Linked DNA regions of Homo sapiens: region 2 is linked to region 1. Evidence: chromatin loops called from intact Hi-C (ENCODE). Cell type or tissue: chondrocyte. All regions are shown on one strand. Links, peaks and the distances in the headings refer to the core of each region. The heading gives the core; the rest is flanking DNA.

Region 1 (11,302 bases), core at 1,319-9,318:
ACTTGATTTTCCAAAGATCATCCTCACCCTGTGTGTATTAGTCAATGAAATTAGCAAATTTTCTAAAAGACTTTGCATCCCCCAAAATAAATAAAAGCTTGGGCAATATGAAGATCAGTGAGATAAAACTCTCCAGCTTCAGATTTTTAAAAAAAATCCAAAATTTGCCTCTGCTAAAAAACTAACACTGCCACGCCATCACCACTACTAGTATACCAGTCATTCATTCTTCATTTGTTTATCCCTTCATTCATCTACAGTGAACACCTACTATGTGCCAAGCACTATGGCAGGCAGTGAGTGGAGCTTACAATCAGCCCCTGGTTGAAATCCTGCCCGAAATAAATTAGCTAGAAATAAGTCAGAAAAAAAGAGAGAGAGAGAGAGACAGAAAGAAAGCAGAGTTCCTGGCATCATGAAGCATACAAGTTTGCTCTATTTGCACTTTCAAGCACTGATTATGTCTTACCCTGCTGGTCAATTAAAGATGAAATAATGAGCCTTAAAGTTGCACTGTAATGCAATACATAGACAAAGAAATGGTAGACATCATTTAGATATTTGAAACACTGGTGAGTCTAGAGTTTGGTAAACAAATCACTTCTTCTAATATTGAAATATTCAAATTAAATATAACCAGTAATACATGAAGATTTGAACATCATAGTTTCCAAAGTAAAATAAAATAAAAATTATATGCTCAAACATAGAACTGACAACACTAACCATAGCCAGGACTGGATATAAAAGACACCAAAGCTGAGCTTCCCAATCATACTTTAAACCAAACTAGGTAGATCAGGATACCAAGTAGATGGGATTAGCAGAGCAAGAACTAACAGCAGTTAGGTTTTTCTCTTAAAATAAAACACACATCAAACTTACATAAAATGCATATTTCATATTAGTTAAATATCACTGTAATGCTATACTTTAAGTGGCTTTAGAATTGAAAAACTATTTGCATGTTTAAATGCATAGAAATTTGGTTTTGGAGCCCAAAGTATTTATTCATTTTTTGCCATCAGGAAACTCTAACAGTATTTCTAAAACAAAAATTTATGAATCTATTATTAAAGGTCTTCAAATTATTGATGTTTTAAAAAATATTTCTGTTTTAATTTTTATGATAATCTATAAAAAGAAATTTAAAGATAGTCTGCGTCTTTCAGATGACCCCATGCAACTGAGTACTTCATGAGATCTTTGTGCAGTCGTTTGTATGTACAATTGAGTTTACATCAGTTGACTTCAGGGAAATCTGTACGGCCAGAAGGAAGGCCCTATGGTCCAAATAAGCAGAGAGGTGAAAGAGACCAGTGCCATCTTTGCTTATACCAACTCATATCAATTTATTGGAAATAAGTATGGTCATAAGTATGCAAAAAAATTTTTTTTCTATTCCTGGGCCTAGCAGCAATTGCATCAGATGCCTATTTAATGAAGATGTCAATCAGGCTAACTTTACTCTCAAGTAATGGAGCTTTAAAGAGTTACCAAGTGATACATCTTTAATCTGCTATTCCAAGACTATTCACTGGCAGAGTTTTACTGAAAAAAAAAGACTTAATGAGCCTAATTTCCAATTAGAGACTGAAAATTATTAATACTGTTTTGAATAAACAATACTCATAAGTACTTACAATACTTGTGCAAATAGGTATTTGTTAGATATGTATTATCAAAATTCAAATACAGAAACAGATGAACCATAGAACTAGACTTGTGGCAACATCTTTCTACTATAATCCCCTAAATCAACAACTATTTCAACAAAGCAGAGTCACCCATCCCACTAAAACATATTGGAAGTGAATTATAACACCGCTCATTTGAATGTAATGGTTTTGTAATTCTATTTATATTTATTGTTTTAGTTTTATTTGTATAGAGTTATAAGCACAAAAATTATATGTTTGTATATATTAAGTAATGTAATAAACAATATAAGTAATGTAAGTAACATAATAAAAGCAATTTCAGTCAACATTGGAAGTCCAGGGATTTTATTTTTCTAAAAGAGGATGGGATCTATTTCTCAACTTGGGGAACTCTGCTTTATGATATACATTAGTTTTATCAAGGATTTAAGAGAAAAGGAATGTAGTACCATGGTTCTCTGTTAATTTTTTTTTTTTTTTTTTTTTTTTTTTGAGACACAGTCTCATTCTTGTCACCCAGGCTGGAGTACAGGGGCGCAATCTCAGCTCACTGCAACCTTTGCCTCCCAGGTTCAAGCAATTCTCCTGCCTCAGCCTCCGGAATATCTGGGATTACAAGTGCCCGCCACCATGCCCAGCTAATTTTTGTATTTTTAGTAGAGACGGGGTTTCGCCATGTTGGCCAGGCTGGTCTTGAACTCCTGGCCTCAAGCGATCCGCCAGCCTCAGCCTCCCACAGTGCTGGGATTACAGGTGTGAGCCACTGCGCCGGCCTTGATTTAAATTTTATTTATTGATTGCAAAGTAAGTTTTTTTCCATCCTTGCTTCTGCTTTATTCCTCAACTTCAAAGCTCAACATGGCAGGAATAGAGTGAAGATGGCCAGAAATGGTGGGATGCAATCAGGAAAAGGAACCCCTTTTTTAACAGTCTCTATACTGAATTGTAAATGCTTTCATTTTTTGTCTCAAACTGAACTGTCAGTTTCTGAAGAGATAGGACGGTGCCAACACCTGTTACAACTGAGAAGCGTAATAAATGTTTGCGAAATGAAGGAATGAACCATTCCAGGTCATTTTCTCACTCAGCTTATTCTAGTCTGGTCCAAAGAAAATGAGTCCAAACAATGTCTTAATATTGTTATTTTAAGACATACCTTATAAGAAGTGTACTTGTTGACTGATCAGAGAGTCACACTTGATTATTAAGTGTCAAAATTCTTGGAGACTTACCTGGAGGAGGCTCTCTGAATAAGAAACAATTCTAGGATGGACAGGGTATTCAAATTTTCCAGAGAAAATAAAACATGAACTTTTATCCCCCTTCCATTACAATTATTAACTATAAAATAATAAGTACAACAACCAAGAGTCAGAAAGCAATATGGAATTAAGATAAGCAGTACATTAAACAGCAATATTAAAAATGCATTATTTAAATATATTTTTTTAAATCCAATAGGTCACAAAAATGAAAAGTTTCTCTACTTCCCCCCAATGTCATATTTTAAGAAAACAGATTTTTTTCAGTTTCTGGGTGGTACTAACTGAGAAGCCAGCAAACATTCCTAGCTTCATTCTTAAGAACTGATGAAATACATCTGTAAAAATAAACAGTTTTAAAAGTGGAGCTTGCCAAAAAAAAAAAGTAAAAGCAAAGAATTGTTTTTGTCATTTCCTCAATACTTTAATAAAGGAGAAATCAAAGTAAAATCCAATAAACTTTCTATTACAAATTGCCTCAATGAACATATATGCACACACACACACAATCACACAATTGGGTATGAGGACACAATGCAACAAATGCCTACTCCCATAAAATTTGATTTATGACATAGAATATTATGTAATACTGTATGCATATGACAATTTTTCCTCTTACTTTTCTCTATAACTGAGACCTATACTTAGCCCTGAAAAAAAAAAGTCTCCCTTTTTTTTCAAAATCTAAACTAATTCTTATCAGCAGGCTGTCTAATGACTTAAGTGAATCACTAAGCCACTCTTTCAATTTGGGCTTCTGCAGCAAAGAGGCCTTTGGAGCTAAGAAAATAATTTTTGTTGTATCCTGCTCTTCTGGACAAAAGCTAATTTCCTGCCCAACCCTGGGAGTCACATGATTCCAAGCTAATGGAAAGTCATGTAGAGATCAAGCTCTAACAATTAAAAAGAAACATCCCACCCCCTGCACCCCCGGCTCCCACACCCACACAACAAACCTCCATTTACTATGCTAAGGATTTAAAAAAGAAAAAAGAAAAACATAGATGGAAGTTTCCCACAGAAAGTAAAAATTAGAAATGTAAGACTAAGGGTAGTATGTTATTCACATCAGGATCAAACTGAGAAATCAGAGAGACAGAGGGAAGAAGAGGGGAGGGAAAGAGGAAGAACCACTTTAGGGATATAGGGGGGAAATAAAAAGTTTTTTTTTTTTTAGTGTGAACTGAATTACAGAAGACAAAAACTTGGTGACACACATACAAAAAAATTAGAGGGTGAGTGTGACTGAAGACTCTGACTGGATCTTGAGGGTCAGATGAACAGCAAGCTTGACATCAAGGAACAGCAAATCACATGCAGACCATAACCCAGAGAATACATTTCATGGATCTGTGGGAGGTCCTGGAACACTCTGTGTTATAACAGGCTTAGGATTGCAGAAATTGCACAGGATGAGAAGTTGTTTGACCTTCTCTCTCTAATCTACATTTTGGCCGCTCTTCTAAGTATGCGTTCAAAATTGCCCAATATTGAATGCACACACAGAACTTGAAAGCTGAGTTTCAAAGAACAAACTAGAACAATACCATTGCAGAAGACCGACTCAAAAAATGTTCTGGAAAAAATCCAAACTGATAAGAATCATGGTTCATGGCTTTTGTTTCATGTCCTATTCACTCAATTTTGGAGTGCTACAGTATAATTCACATCTTTATTACTGCAGAGTTGCACTAAATATTGAATCCAAGTTAGTAAAAATGCTAGCTACCATTATCTTTAATTTGGCTTACTGACAATAACATATGCAAGAGGCCTGTGATGTTACATTTTATGTGTCAACTTGGCTAGACTATGGTGCTTAATTGTTTGGTCAAATTTTAGTCTAGAAGTTGCTGTAAAAGTATTTTGTAGATATGATTAACATTTACAATCAGTTGAATTTAAGTAAAGCAAATTACCCTCCATAATGTGGGTGGGTGTCACCCAACCAATTGAAGAACTTAAAGAACAAAGACTGAGGCTTCTGAGAGAGGAAATTCTGCCTCCAGACTACAACATAGAAGTTCTAACCATTTCCAGGCTTCAGAATCAAGACTACAATATCAACTCTTACTTGAATTTCTAGCCTGCCAGCCTTCCCTACAAATTCCAACTTGCCCACCATCATAATTGCATGAGCCATTTCCTCACATTCTCTTTATACACACACACACACACACACACACACACACACATATACATGTTGTATATATGTACATATAATAACTTGAGATATAGGCATATATATACCTATATATCTATATATAGATATCTATATAAACATATATACAGACACATACTTTCCCTCTACATATATACATATATATACATGTACATGCACACATATACACACACACACAATTGGTTCTGCTTCTCTAGAGAACTCTAATACAATGCCCCAAATCATAACAAAAAAATAAATGTACTGCATTCATCCTAATATTATGTAAATTTTATAACTTGAGAAAAACATTGGCTACCATCAAATTTACAAAGTTTTCAAATCACTCAAAAAGCCTGCCCCGAACAATATGGATGGAACCCACGAAAGTTCCCTCTATGGTTTATAGCTTTCATTACACATATTGAGAGTTTAAAACAGATTGCACCCCCTACAGGGGAACATTTAGTTTGCATTTCTAAATTACATTTTGGAGCCAGTAGGTGAATTTTATTTACTCTACAATTATGGAAAAAAATCACAAAGAGGATTAGATTGAGCTAAAGTGAAATGGAGAGTTTACAAAATACTAATAGGCACCTGGCATAAATAAAGGATATCATCATCGAGGACATTATCTTATTTTCAAAGTGCCTTTTAGTACATTCATTCTGAATCAAACACAATAGAGATATCGTTTCTAATTAGACCTTTAGCAAAGTGACAGGCAACCTAATTAAACAAGAACATATGATAACATAATCTGAATAAAAGCATTTTAGAATCACAGGACTTGAAAATAAATTTTAAGTGGATAGGAGAATAATTCAAAGTAGTTTTCCAAGCACGACCAGCAATGGTGGTAAATAACAGATCTAAATTACAATTCATGGTATCTGCCTCTAATGCACAATGTCATTCATTATGAATATTTAAGAAAATTATTTGCAAACAAATAAATTACAACGATATACTGAGCCCAAGGCCCCAAACTTAAAATCCAAATGTCTTCAAGGACAGGGGAATTAACAAAAATATGGAAAGTTTCAGGTATAAGAGGGTGAGGAGGCAGTGTGCATGCCCCATCAAAAAGCAAGCTTACATTAAAATAATGCAGTAACTTTATTCCTTCTCAAAAGAATGCATCAGTACTAGGCAGAATCAGTACTAGGCAGAATGATCCTTGGACTAGGCAATAGAAGTAAATTAGAATGATAAATATAGGAATTATTAAAGAGAACATGGCCATAAATATCCAGGAAATATATACACTCAAAAAAGGAATTTATGTTTGATAAGTACATTATTCATAATTATTGATACAAATTAACCCTAAACCAAAGCTTGTATCACATTAAAAGTGCAAAATTAGCTGCAGATGAATATCCTGACCCAATTATGCAAACACTCTGGTAAATCTGTGTAGACTAAAGGCTCTGAGAAGAAAGTTGAACTTCAGAGGGGTAGAGGGGAGGAGTATTTCAGAAAAGGGATTTATAAAGGAATGAAAATATTTGGAAGACATTGGTAAAAAGGAGATACTTGGGAAGGTAAATCTAAGTCACTATAGAAAGAATTTTGAAGAGATGGGTCTTTACCATCTAGGCCCTTTGTGGAAGAGCTGAAAATACCTCACAGCAACAGGATGTGACTGCTGCCTCATCTGGGAAGACAGATCAACTCAAGCCATCTCAAAGAGGTGAAGGGTAGATGTATAATAGGAGTAGGCGGGGAGAGGAGAATGTATACTGATGTCATAAGAGGATATGCAAAGGTTTTGTGAGAAACCAAGGACAAGAACAGAAAACAGTAGGTCACCCTCTAAGAAACCAAGCCTTCTCTTCCTTGCAGATGGTCTATCTGCTTCTCTCCGGGCATCATCTCAGATGCTGACTGCTTTTTCTGGTGGTTCCCTCTCTAGGCCCAGATGCTGTCTCAGAATTTTTTAGACCAGCTCCCATGGGTTACTGGCAATATCCACCATGGCCTCACAGACTTTACCCACCATGCCTATGCAGGTGCTTGAGAATACATACTCCCTGACCTAACAAAGCAAAGAAACTTTGTAGACATTTAAGGGACTTAGCAATTCAAAGGAGGGAAACCAGAATGGAGAGATAGGCAACTTTTACAAAAGCCAAATTAATGGAAGAAACAATAAAAATGTAATAAGAATGTTTAAGGGGATACACAAGGAGAATAACTACGAAAACTCAAGGAGAAGGTGCCTATGAGAAACATGAACTCTGGGGCTTAAGTTCCAAAAGGATGTAAAATGAATGGCTGGTATTAAAAACCAAACTAGTAAACTGGAATATGAAGCAAAGGAACTATCACATCACAAAGCAGAAATAATGAAATGTCAATCAGTGGTGAAAATATAACAGGCATACAGGACAGATTCAGGAGGCCTAATAAGCAAATAGCATTTCCAGCAAGAGAGAAAAGAGCAGAAGCAATAATCAAATAGGAAAACCCTGAAGTGAAGAAAGAATTGAGTTTTTTAGATCAAAGGAGCTCACCGAATGCCAGGCAGTTATAAGGGAAATAAAAGACACATTCTTCACATTTTTATGGTGAAGTTTTAAACTCCAACTAGAAAGAACAAGTCTTTTAGGCTTCAAGACAGCAAGAACAGGATATTTACTTATAAAAGCAAAATAATGACAACTGGCATCGGACCTTTCATATGCCACACTGGAACCTAGAATAAGTATATAAACTTTTAAGAAAAAAGGACTGCATTCCAAGAATCTTGTGTCCAGGCAAGATATAATCCAGGGGTGTCCAATCTTTTGGCTTCCCTGGGCCACACTGGAAGAAGAAAAATTGCGTTGGGCCACACATAAAATACACTAATATTACTGACAGCTGATGAGCTGAAAAAAAAAATCATAAAAAAAAAAAAATCCCATGGCCGGGCGCAGTGGCTCATGCCAGTAATCCCAGCACTTTGGCCGAGGTGGGCGGAACATGAGGTCAGGAGTTCGAGACCAGCCTGGCCAATATGGTGAAATTCCGTCTCTACTAAAAATACAAAAAAAATTTAGCTGGGCATGGTGGCACATGCCTGTAGTCCCAGCTACTCAGGAGGCTGAGACAGGTGAATCACTTCAACGTGGGAGGCAGAGGTCGCAGTGAGCCGAGATCGTGCCACTGCACTCCAGCCGGGGTGACAGAGCGAGACTCCGTCTTAAAAACAACAATAACAACAACAACAACAAAAACCTCATAATGTTTTAAGACAGTTTATGAATTTGTGAATTTGTGCTGGACTGCATTCAAAACTATCCTGGGCCGTGGGTTGGACAAGCTTAATATAATCTATAAGGTGATTGGAAGAAATTTTATATTTATAAGCATTCAGAAAGTAAATCACCACTTATCCTTTTTGAAAAAAAAAAGGGGGTATTAGAAGAGTATTCCAGTTTTGACATATGATAAGCAATCAAGGTAATATACCATATTAGTAGAAAAAGGAAAAACAAACCAACTGGCCAATTTAACAGATGCAGAAAAAGCACTTAACAAAATCTAGCACCCTTTCATGAGAAAAACCACTCAACAATTTAGTAATAGAAGCTTTCTCCACTTGAGAAAGGGCATCTACAAGAAACCCACAGCTAACATGATTATAAAAGAACAAATTATTTTTCCCCTACAATCAATAACAAGACAAGAATGTCTACTCTTGCCACTTCTATTCATCAATTACTGGAACTCTAGCCAGAGCAATTAGGCAAGAAAAAGAAATAAAAGTCATTCATATTAGAAAGGAAGAAGTAAAACTATCTCTATTTGCATATGACATGATCTTATATATAGATGATTCTGAGGACTCCACCAAAAACCTGTTAGAAGTAGTAAACAGGTTCAACAAGTATGCAGGGTGCAGGATCAAATACAAAAATAAATTGTTTTCCTATACATTATCAATAAACAATCTTAAAATAAAATTAAGCAAATAATTCCATTTACAGTATCTTCAAGAAGAATAAATATTTAGGAATAAATTTAACAAAAGAAGTGCAAGACTATAAACTGAAACTACAAAACATTGTTGGAAGAAATTTAAAAAGATCTAAATAAATAAAAAGACAATCCCAAGCTTATGAAGTGGAAGACTTAATACTGTTAAGATAGCAATACTCCCAAAGTTGATCTATAGTGTCAATAAAATACCTATCAAAATTCCAACAGCCTTTTTTGCAGAAATAAACAAGCTGATCCTAAAATTCATATGGATTTGCAAGGCAACACGAATAGCCGTAACAATCTAAAAAGAAGTCTAAAGTTGGAGGACTCACTCTTTTCAATTTGAAAACTTACTATAAAACTACAGTAATCAAGACTGTCTGAGCCAGGCACAGTGGTGTTCACCTGTAATCCTAGCTCCTTGGAAGGATCACTTGAGCCCAAAAGTTCAAGGCCAGCGTGGGCAACATAGCAAGACTCATCTCAAAAAAAAAAAAAAAAAAAAAAAAAAAAAAAAAAAAAAAAAGCCAGGCGCCGTGGCTCACACCTGTAATCCCAGCACTTTGGGAGACTGAGGCAGATGGATCACCTGAGGTCAGGAGTTCGAAACCAACCCGGCCAACATGGCAAAACCCTGTCTCTACTTAAAATACAAAAATTAGCCAGGCGTATTGGTGGGCACCAGTAATCCCAGCTACTTGGGAGGCTAAGGCAGGAGAATTGCTTGAACCCGGGAGGCAGAGGTTGCAGCGAGGTGAGATCGAGCCATTGCACTCCAGACTGGGAGACAGAGCAAGATTCCATCTCAGAAAAAAAAAAAAAAAAAAGCCAGGCACAGTGGCTCATGCCTGTAATCCCAGCACTTTGGGAGGCCGAGGCAGGTAGATCACCTGAGATCAGGAGTTTGACCAGCCTGGCCAGCATGGTGAAACTCCGTCTCTACTGAAAATACAAAAATTAGCCGGTCATGGTGACACGCACCTGTAGTCCCAGCTACTTGGGATGCCAAGGCAGGAGAACTGCTTGAACCTGGGAGGCGGAGAGTGAGCTGAGATCGTGCCACTGCACGATCTGCACCAGCCTGGGTGACTGGAACAACTGGATAGCCAATCGCAAAACAATGAAATTGGACCTCTACCTTACACTGTATGCAAAAGTTAACTCAAGATGAATCGAATACCTAAACGTCAGGGCTTTAAGCAGAAACTTAGAAGAAAAATAAGTGGGCCAGGCACAGTGGCTCATGCCTGTAATCCCAGCACTTTGGGAGGTCGAGGCAAGCGGATCACCTCAGGTCAGGAGTTTAAGACCAGCTTGACCAACATGGAGAAACCCTGTCTCTACTAAAAATACAAAATTAGCCAGGCGTGGGGGCGCACACCTGTAATCCAAGCTACTTGGGAGGATGAGGCAGGAGAATTGCTTGAACCTGGAAGGTGGAGGTTGCGGTGACTGAGACTGTGCCACTGTACTCCAGCCTGGGTGACAGAGTAAGACTGTCTCAAAAAAAGAAGAAAGAAAAGAAAAGAAAAAAGAGAGAGAGAGAGAGAGAAAGAAAGAAAGAAAGAAAGAAAGAAAGAAAGAAAGAAAGAAAGAGAAAGAAAGAAACAAAGAAAGAAAGAAAGAAAGAAAGAAAGAGAAAGAAAGAAAAAGAAGCTGGCTATCATCCAATTTTAAAACTTTTGTGCTTCGAAAGACAAGACCAAGAAAGTGAAAAAACAGCCTACAGAATGGGAGAAAATATTTGCAAATTCTATATCTGATAAGGTTCTAGTATTCAAAATATATAAAGAACTCTTACTATTCGACAATTAAAACAAAGAGAACCAGCCAGGCGTGGTGGCTCACGCCTGTAATCTCAGCACTTTGGGAGGCCAAGGTAGGTGGATCACGAGGTCAGGAGATTGAGACCATCCTGGCTAACATGGTGAAACCCCATCTCTACTAAAAATACAAAAAATTAGTCGGGCGTGGTGGCGGGCGCCTATGGTCCCTGCTACTCGGGAAGCTGAGGCAGGAGAATGGCGTGAACCCAGGAGGCGGAGCTTGCAGTGAGCCGAGATTGCGCCTCTGCACTCCAGCCTGGGCGACAGAGCGAGACTCTGTCTCAAAAAAAAAAAAAAAGAGAGAGAGAACCCAAATTTTTTAATGGGCAAAGAATCTGGATAGACATTTCCCTAAAGAGTGTATACAAATGGCTGATAAGCACATGAAAGGATTTTAACATGATCAGCCGCCAG
Region 2 (9,359 bases), core at 1-8,000, 420 kb before region 1:
TGAGGAATCCTAAGGAAGCTCTGGAACACCAGTAGCCCAGGCTCTTGGTCAAGGGCAAAATGAAGGTTAAGCCACAACTGAGGGCTGCTGCTGCTGAAACGTTTTATCATATCCAGGAGTCTAGACAGCATCATCTGCTTCCAACAGCTTTGTGCAGTTGCAGCACTGGGGACATAAAAAGAAACCGAGGAAGCAGCAAGGCAGCTGCATGCCTGCCTGAATGCACACATCCCTAACAGCCAAGCCCGCCTGCAGGAAACCAGCTGTGTGCATCTAACATGGAAGTACATAGGATATCTTATTTACAAAATACTCAGAGTTAATATTACAAAAAAAGGAAATTCTTTTTCCCTAGGTTATGAATGCTTTGCCCAATTGCTGTTTCTCATGCTCATTTAAGGAGGGTTTGGTGGATTTATTTTTCTTTTTTGCAGCTGTTTTAAAAGCAACAGATACAAAATTATAATTAACATAAGTTATTCTCTATTCCACAATACCACCCTAGAACATATAGTTCAGCCTGGGAATCAGCTCAGAAAAAAAGATTGGAAGTGGTAAAGACAGGAGCTCAATCTTTATTGGAAACAGAGTAATCCCCTCTCCACCCATCTTATTTTAAGTCAACCTGACCAGGGGTCCCAGGAAACCCTCTCAGATGTGGTAAGCAAAGGAATATTTTTCCTTTCCAACACACTTGAAGGCCAGAAGAGAGGCAGAAAGGAAGGGCTTGTTTTTTGATTACATCAGTCTCACAGCAAGCCCTTAAATTCAACCCAAACTGGAACAGGGGCTAGTGATTGATCCAGTGGCTGGCCCAGACTGGCCTGTGCTAGTGCATCCAACCCCTGATCTGCCCCAACCTCCAACTTAAGTAACCGGGGCAAGGCAAGAGTAAGGAGTGAGTCAAAGAGTTAGGGTCAAACAGAGTCCACTGGCCTCCAGCCGGGGAGGAAATCTTTCAGACAGACAGACAGACACACACACGCACACACACACACACACGTAAATAAAAAAATAATTTTAAACAAGAAATGAAGAAAGTGTATCCAATCCTGGAGATGCCCTGGCAGAAGAGGAAAATAACCTTTGCTCTTATTTACCTCTCCATCATGAAAAAGATCCTATTACAGCACTATCCAAGCCAATTTTCTAAAAAAGTCCAGGTAATGTTCCTTTGTAGCTTTGCCAGGTACTCAGAACAAGCAAGCTTCACCCTCCCTTCCCACTCTCCTGACAGGCTTCTTTCTCATGGATGAAGGGGAACACGGGCTTGGCTGGGAATACCTGGCGCCAGGGGTCCTATCAGGTGACACAAGCGTGTGTTAATCCTCAAAGGGCATGGCTTACACCTGATCGCGATGCAGCACTACGGCTCTTACAGGTCCTCGGTTAAGAATTAGCTTGGCTTCTCAGGCTTTCTTTCCTTTTGTGGACACTTGTACATGTCTCACCAGACCCACATTCTCAGGCAGTCATGCACAGCTCACTAATTTTCTGTATGGGTAGATGAACTTCTGCTGGGCACCCATATTCTGCCCACTGGGAAATTTATACCTAAACTCCCAAGGGCTTCTGGCCAATGATTCAGAAGTTTGAGAGCCCCAAGGTGCAAGGCTCCCTTAAGAACCTCAGAAAACTGTACCTGTCATCAATAGAGTCCACCTTCTCCTGGATGCGATCTGAGTTGATGTTCCCATCGCTCACCAGCCTCCGGCCAGTCTCCACCACAGCATTGATCTTCTCCTCATTGGCGTCCATGGTGGTCATGAAGTCCTCTTGCTTTTTAATTGCTGCTTCAGCTCCTTCCAAGGTGGTAGGCATTTCAGTGTGAGCCAGAACATACTCCTTATTTAAAAAGAGGAACAAATCATAGCAGATCAATGAAGGATCTCATTTTCCTGTGTTCTACATTTCCGTGCAACATAGTTCACAACACTTTCTTCATTACACTTACATGAAATAATTAAATCACATCAAATTAAAAGTTAGGAGGAAAAAAACCCAGTGGGACACTGTAACTGACCGAATTTCCCTCAGGGGTTAATGCTCTAAATTTTTTTTTCCAAAGAGAGTGAGGAAAGGAACCAAAGCTTTGTGTATCAGCCTCAAGGGTCCTCTCACGTGCCTATCAAGGCAACAGCAATGTACCCTTCATACTCTCTCTTTGAGACAGTAACAGCCCTGAAGTTGGTGACTATCCTCAGCTGTTTTTATTTCTCTAATCTCTACTTTGTGTCCTCAGGTGAAGTCCCTGACCCTTCTAGAGCAAGAAGACAGACTGGTCTCAAGAAAAAAAAAAATCCTCACCGTACTTTTTTTTTTTTTTTTTTTTTAAGAGACAGGGTCTCACCCTGCCACCAGGCTGGAGTGCAGTGGCACGATCACGGCTAACTTCACCCTTGACCTGCTGGGCTCAAGTGATTCTCCTGTCCCAGCCTCCCCAAGAGCTGGGATTACAGGAGTGAGTCATCATGCCTGGCCCTCACTGTATCTTTTAAATTGGATCAATACCTCAATTATGAAGACATACTATGAACACATAAGAGATCCTCAATGGCAGTTGAAATCAAACAGTACTTTGTAAGGCAAAGCAGCTCTTATGGCAACTTTCAATTCCTGTCCCCTACAACGTGATGGATTTCAATGCCTTAAGAGTATGGGGAAAAAAAAATCAGTCTCTAAATTATCCATATAATTCCATACAGGTGTGGTTTAAACCAGCTGCCCCAGCCAAAACATTTCAAAAGGCAGCCAGGGCTGCTTTCACCGAAAGGAAGCAAAGGCAGGAACAAACCTTACCTGGTTGTTAAGAAAGGCTTCGGCTTGCTTCGTGTCTCTGAGGAACTGCTGGTAGGCATGTGACTGGGATAGGAGATTTTGTCTGTTCTCCCACATCTTGTGGAGCTCGTTCCATCCAGTGTCCAGGGCCTGCAGCCGCTGCCGCAGAAACATGTACTGGGCATCGGTCTGCCCCTGGGTGACCATCTCGCCCATGTCCCTCATCTTCTGGTAGTCCTCCTCGTAGTTGTCGATCTCGTTCTTGATGTTCTCGTGCTGCGTGAGCAGCTTCTCAGCCTCGGTCAGGGTGTTTGGCATGTCCTCCGAGGCGATCGCTGTCTGGGTCCTAGAGAGCCAGGACTGGAAGTCGTCCAAGTCCCGTAGGAACTGCTGCAGCTTGCTGGCCTCTCCCAGGGAGGCCTCTCGGTTTTTCAGGGTGGTCTTCATCTCCTCCCACACGTCGCTGATCTCGGCCAGCCGAGACAGGATGGCCTGGGCCTGGTCGGGGTGCTCGGACTCCAGCTTCTCCGCCTCCTTCTGCAGGTCACTCAGCTTTGCCTCAATGGCCACCAAGTCCCGCTCCATGCCGGTCAGCTTGCGCTGCAGGGCCATGACGCCAGCCAGGTCATTGCCCAGGTCCTGGGTGGACTCGATGACCTTGGTCTTTTCCCGAATCCAGGATTTGGTTTCATTGCACTCGAGGTGGTAGTTCTGGATGCTCAGGGCAGACAGGAGGGCATCCTTCTTCCTGTCAACCAGTTCTCTGAACTGGCTCCACCTGTGAGTGCAGGGGCAGACAGCGAGTGTGAAAAAGGGAAGACTGACCATGGCTGGATTGCAAAAGGAACAGTGATGGGTTAATGCTGCTTATCTGTTTTCTCCATCTGTGCTTTGACTACATGCTTTTTTGGAAAATCATCTCACTCAAACTGTGAACACCAAATATAATGGAAATAGCTCAGGGATGCAATGTAATCTGGAAAAAGCCTGTCACGAAGAGGAATGTGTTACAGAGCTCCAATGTGAGCAATTACAAGATATCCATTCCCAGAGTCAATTAATTCATGTCTGTGACACATTTTACACATCTCTGAACTCTACCTAATGAACGTTTTCCAAATCTAAGACTGATGGTAACCTTCAAAACTGGGGCCAGGTGCCATAACCTACTCAAACATGTTTACTCAACAGAAAGATAAGACTGGAACAAAGGTCTGCCCTGACAATCAGGACTTTCATTGGCAAATTAAGTGTTAAACATGCTAGAGTCCTGTTCCTGAAGTTACTATAAAATGGATAGCACAGGTGTCATCTTAATACCTTCTACACTGGACACAGGTCAAACCAAGGCCCTAACTTTGGTGTGGCGAGGGGCAGATGCTGGGCTGACTCAGATAATCCTCCTGCAACCAATGATGTTGCCCTGAGAGACACTTCTTACAAAACAAGGACATGTCAAAAGGCAGGTGCCAATGCCATGACATCAGTGTTGCAATGTCGATGACCCCATGTGGGAAATTCCCAACAGCAAAGCTCGATGAGTGACCTCACCCTCCCCAGTCCCACACGTGGGAGGCTGGCACACTGCTGGCCACGTGCTCACCTTGTGTTGAGTTTGTCCTGCTGGGCTTTGATTTCCTTCTCACTTGGGTGGCCGCTGTGCATCAGCTGGCGTGCAATCTGGTTCACCACTGCAACCCGGGAAGCCTGGTTGTTCATTTCTGGTTCTAGGCTCTCAAATCTGAAATGGCAATTTGACAGGGTGGTCACCTCCTGGGCCACTGGTGGTCACAAGGAACAGGCCAGTGGCTGACCAGCGCCCCGCTCACCTGTGCTGGATGACCTCCAGATCCTCCAGCTTCTCTGGGATCTGCATGTTGTTGAGCCACTGCTCCTTCTCGTCGATCCAGAGCTCACAGGCATCAGCCTCGCTGAACATCTTGTACAGGGCCAGAGTGTCCTGGAGTGCCTGCTTCCGCAGCCGCGTCAGCTCTGCCACCTCCTTATACCGCTCCTCGATGCCCGACAGCCTGCCCCTCACGTCTGGAGACTCGGCATGCTCCTGGGGGAGGGCGCTGGCTTGTTCGTGCAGCGTGTCAAGGGTGGGCCTGTAATTGGCGATCTCTTCCGCCACGTCCTTGTGTTTCTTGACCAGAGACTGTGTGGAATACTCATCGTGGCCCACGTCGCTGCTGGAGACAATCTTGAGGATGTCCAGCATCCAGGCATCAATGTCATCAGCATCTGCCTGGAACTGGTGCAGCAGGGAGGCCTCCTCCAGGCGCTTCTTCCGAATGGCCGAGAGCTGCTCTAGGTTGGCCCACTGCTCCCGGATGTAAATGATCCTCTCACGGATCTTCTCCGACCCGAAGTGCTCCTCCGCGATCATGTCTTCGCCTTCCTTGATGGCCTGCTCAAAGTGGCCACTGCGGCCGCTCATCTCGTCCTCGAACGCCCGGTGCTTGCTGAGCAGGCGCATGACGCTGGTCAGGTCTTTCCCGTAATCGTCCGAGGACAGGATCTTCTCCTTCTCCCGTATCCAGCCTTCCTCTTCTGCCATCTCCCAGAAGAACTTCCAGAGGCGGCGGGACTCTTCCAGACGGGCCCTGCGCTCAGCCGCCAGCTGGCAAAGCTCTTGATAACAGAACTCCATGTGGGCCACGCGGTCTCGGATCACCTGGGGGTCACAGGGCTTGTAACCTGTTTAACATCAAGGAAGGAACGTGGCTGTGTGAGGGAGCTCAGCATGGGTGCAGGCTCACTGGCAGGCAGTAAGCTACACCCCATATTCTTATGATTACCAGCTCACTGCTAAATGTAAATGCAGGGCCATGCGATAAGGCAATGGAGCACCTTCTAACAACTTGACTAGAACAGGAGTGAGGGCAATGATAAACATTATTTTTTTTTGGCCAAACCGCAGACAAAGTGATCATCCTCCTGCAAGAAAGCACTTGAATCATATGAAAAAGGCAGCTGCATATAATTGTTTCTAGAAATACACGAAGCATAACCAAATCATTCTAAACATCCTCCAAAGAGAGGTATATGCAACCAGCTGTGAAAGCCAGGAGCTGCTGGAACAGCCACACCAGGGTGTCGGTGCATGGCCAGAGAGACTGAGGTATGACAAAGTCTCACTGCCAAACACCAAGCCACTCAAAGCAAAGGCAGCATTTGCGTATTTAAGGAAAGGATGTATCAATTCCAGAAAAACAAGATGGAGTTAGTGTTCAGAAGGCCACTCCACCGTATTTCATGCTCCCATGACAAACCCACCAGGAATGTATAGTGGCACAGTAACTTCAAAAGCCCCACTGTGTTTCTATAAATATGAATCTCTGGTGACCCGGAGGTAATGCTTGGAATGGGCCATCCTTACCTTCCCCGTCTGTTGCGAACTTCTGGGCGGAGGCATTGACACCTCTCACCCGCTCTGCCTGGATGCCAATGTCTGCTTCAACCAGGGTGTGCTTCTGTAACAGGTCTTCCACACCAAGTAAGTGTTTGCCATAGTCTTGAGACAATACTAGCACCTGTGCACAAGAAGCAACCAAAAGGACATCTGTGACTATAGCCTTGACTTCAGCATCACATCATCTTTCGACAAGCAGAGAGCCAGCAATGAAGCTATGCCTTCCCTCTAGTCTGCCATGGACCCCACACCTTCAGGGGAAGATGATGGCCAACAAACCAGAACAAAACAAATCATACCTGAAGGCCTGAGTCAGGAGAGCTATCACAAACTAAGGATCACCAAACTTGGAATAAGTAAGTCAAATCTACACTAAAAAGTGCAGAATAGAAGAAAAAGATGGTGAGGGCCAGCGGGGCCAGGGTGGGGGGGAGGGGGCAGTGGGGAGCGTGGGCGGGGGTGCTGTATGAAAGATTCCAAAATATAAACTGGAGCTTCAAGAAGAAACCGCTGCAACAACTACTCAAAAATAAATAAATAAAGGTGATAGACTTGGTCACTTCAAAGTTGAAAGAAATCTTTTAGAAGTTGCTGAGCCTGTAAGTGAATGTTTTTCCTCTGTTAGGAGCTTATTGGTATGCCTCTACTGTACTTACACAATCAATGGGAAAACAATCTACTTGAAAAGCTTACAAGCCACATCTTTAAACCAATAAGGAGAGCAGGGTCAGGTGGCTGTCTTGCTTAGTAGACCCCAAGCAACTTCTAGAGTTTAAGTTTGAACCCACTGATATTTTCTTGTTTCTTCCATCAACCAGCGAAATTTGGGGGCCTCATTCTACATCCTCGCCAGATGAGATTTCTACTTCACTCTTACTTCTGAGGAAGTCTCTGGACCAACTGAGTTACAATGTGCATCATGATTTATAAAATGAAAAGTCCCTCTCTGCTACATTTTACGAACATTTCTATTTTGAGAGGTCAAGAGAGACCAGACCTAAGAACACTGTAAATCTGGAACAATAGGAGGGAAAACTGATGGTATCAGATGACTTTGCCCCTCTGTCAGGAACAGTCCAAGAGGTAGGCAACAGATGACAGCTTATATCCTGGGAAGGGAATCTCTTGCATAAGGTCAAGCTTGGGAACACAGCGTGCTGAGACAAAGGAAGCTTCATGGGACTGTCTGAAAACTGTCCTATTTTCTTCTGTCTACAAGGCTAAAGGCCTCCCAGCTGGAGAACTGCTTGGCATGGCTGAGCATTCCATGGCCTGCATTGGAGGACATGAACAGGTACAGGGCCATGGCATGATAGCAGGTCTCTTCCTGGGAAGGGGGAAAGGTTGGAACTCTATGCTAAGAGCAGTCAATAAATGGCATGACCAGCCACTGCCATCCAGCCCATCCCATGATCTGTGCACATACTACCGCATTCCATCCTTGCAATAATTGGATGAGGTAGATAGTAAGTACAATCTCCATTTAAAGACCAAGAAAGAGGGCTCAAAGAGGATTAGGCAACTCAGGCACTCACAATCAGAACTCTGGCTGCCTGGTTCCTGACCTCTCCTCTGTCCATGGCACCTACCACTCCTCCCTTCTCCCCATACCACCTCTCCGGGACCCCTGCCCAAAGTAGTACCACTCACTCACAGATCAATGAAACGGTAAGTTAGTTTAACCCTGAAAACTTAAAAATAAAGAAAACCACAATGTGATTGATTCCCTACACTGGAATATATCTAAGTCACAGAAACAGAGCTCTGGCTACTGAACTGGTCTCTACAACTTTTTCACACTTCACGTCTCATTTAATTCCTGAGCTAGCAATCTTCCCATGGGTGATGTGGCTCCTCTCTAGCTGTACATGTGGGCAGTTAGACAAGGCACACAGCTGTACGTAGGGGTTTAGTGAATGAGTCACAGAAAAGAGAGCCCTGGTTGGATCAGCTCTGTCGTCCTTCCTTTCGGTCAGGTTTTACCTTCATTTCATCCATCCAGTCCATAATGTAGAGCATTTCCTGGAATATCTTCTGCAGCCCCAGGTTCATCTCGAGCCGCTGTCTCCGGGCCCTGAGCAGTTCCAGTAGGTATTCCCAGAGCCGGATGACATTGTCCTTCCTCGCTGTGATGCGCTTGATGTCGTGGTAATTCTCGGCCTCGAGCTCCCTGGCCACGGCTACCACAGCCTGCACACGCTCCTCGTATGCGGCAATGTCTGTCTCAATGGCCTCGTGCTTTTTTGTGGCGGCCTCAACTGCAGGAAGGTCAAACCCAAAGTTGTCCTACAGAGAAACGGAATGAAAAGAAGGAAAATAAAAAATCCACCCGGGCACAGTAGCTCATGCTTGTAATCCCAGCACTTTGGGAGGCCGAGGCGGGCAGATCACTTGAGGTCAGGAGTTCGAGACTAGCCTGGCCAACATTGTGAAACCCTGTCTCTACTAAAAATACAAAAATTAGCCGGGCGTGGTGGCACGTGCCTGTAATGCCAGCTACTTGGTAGGCTAAGGCAGGAAAATCGCTTGAACCTGGGAAGCAGAGGTTGCAGTGAGCCGAGATTGCGCCACTGCACTCCAGCCTGAATGACAAGAGTGAAACTCTGCCTCAAAAACAAAACAAAAACAAAACCAAAAAACCTATTTCCCGCGCCACCCCCCCTCCAAAAAAGGAAAAAGAACAGACATGAAATCTTGAGCACACATTAATCCCTGGTGGTCTTAAAGCCAAATCTGACTCCTGAGTCCCCCACCCCACTGGTCTCTGCCTTGAGCTTAGATGCCCTCCTCAAAGCAAACTAGTAACTGCTCATTTTGCAGAAGGGCCCAGTTCGTATCTAGTACCTTACTGAAAAGCTAGAGCAGGTGATAGCTTATGTCAAGCCAGGTGGAAAAGCAAGCCATTTTTGTTTATTTCACAACCAGTCTAACTGCCTCGTAGGATTAGTTGGTCAAAGATTAAAGAAAAGAGAGAAACTGTTAAAACTTATAAATGTGAACAGTTCACACACACTCAATGGCTCTAAAACAAACTCTGCTTGAGCTGCTTCCAAATCTATGAAAAGTTAGATAAATAGAAATGTATATTAGAAATTATAAACATCCTCTTAATGGGAAGGGGCCAAGGTGACCTGACGTTCCTCCAGAATAATGAATGTCGATAAGC

What was found. A loop is a pair of places that touch in the nucleus more often than their neighbours do. Peaks named below come from ENCODE experiments on the same cell type or tissue, not always from the same donor. Only the 100,000 strongest peaks of a DNase experiment are listed, where the experiment ranks them.
Region 2: a loop joins it to region 1, with 1.8 times the contacts of the local background. A loop is called at or near these places in 3 of 110 quality-filtered maps.

The regions. Positions count from the first base shown.
Region 1 is chr2:54,200,993-54,212,294 of GRCh38, reverse strand. All of the region lies in intron 3 of ACYP2 (acylphosphatase 2), which reads right to left. Among named protein-coding and RNA genes, the nearest start is that of TSPYL6, 50 kb to the left of the region's middle. In chondrocyte, for the core only: CTCF peaks have their summits at 5,343 and 5,542 (motif pointing left); no DNase peak of the experiment used is centred there.
Region 2 is chr2:54,625,052-54,634,410 of GRCh38, reverse strand. SPTBN1 (spectrin beta, non-erythrocytic 1) reads right to left here. Exons shown (of 36, transcript NM_003128.3): 12 at 8,177-8,479; 13 at 6,161-6,314; 14 at 4,608-5,478; 15 at 4,382-4,519; 16 at 2,800-3,556; 17 at 1,643-1,845. Among named protein-coding and RNA genes, the nearest start is that of SPTBN1-AS2, 50 kb to the left of the region's middle. RefSeq lists a silencer at 4,158-4,217 and enhancers at 4,408-4,457, 4,687-5,285. In chondrocyte, for the core only: no CTCF peak of the experiment used is centred there; DNase peaks (open chromatin) are centred at 4,864 and 5,178.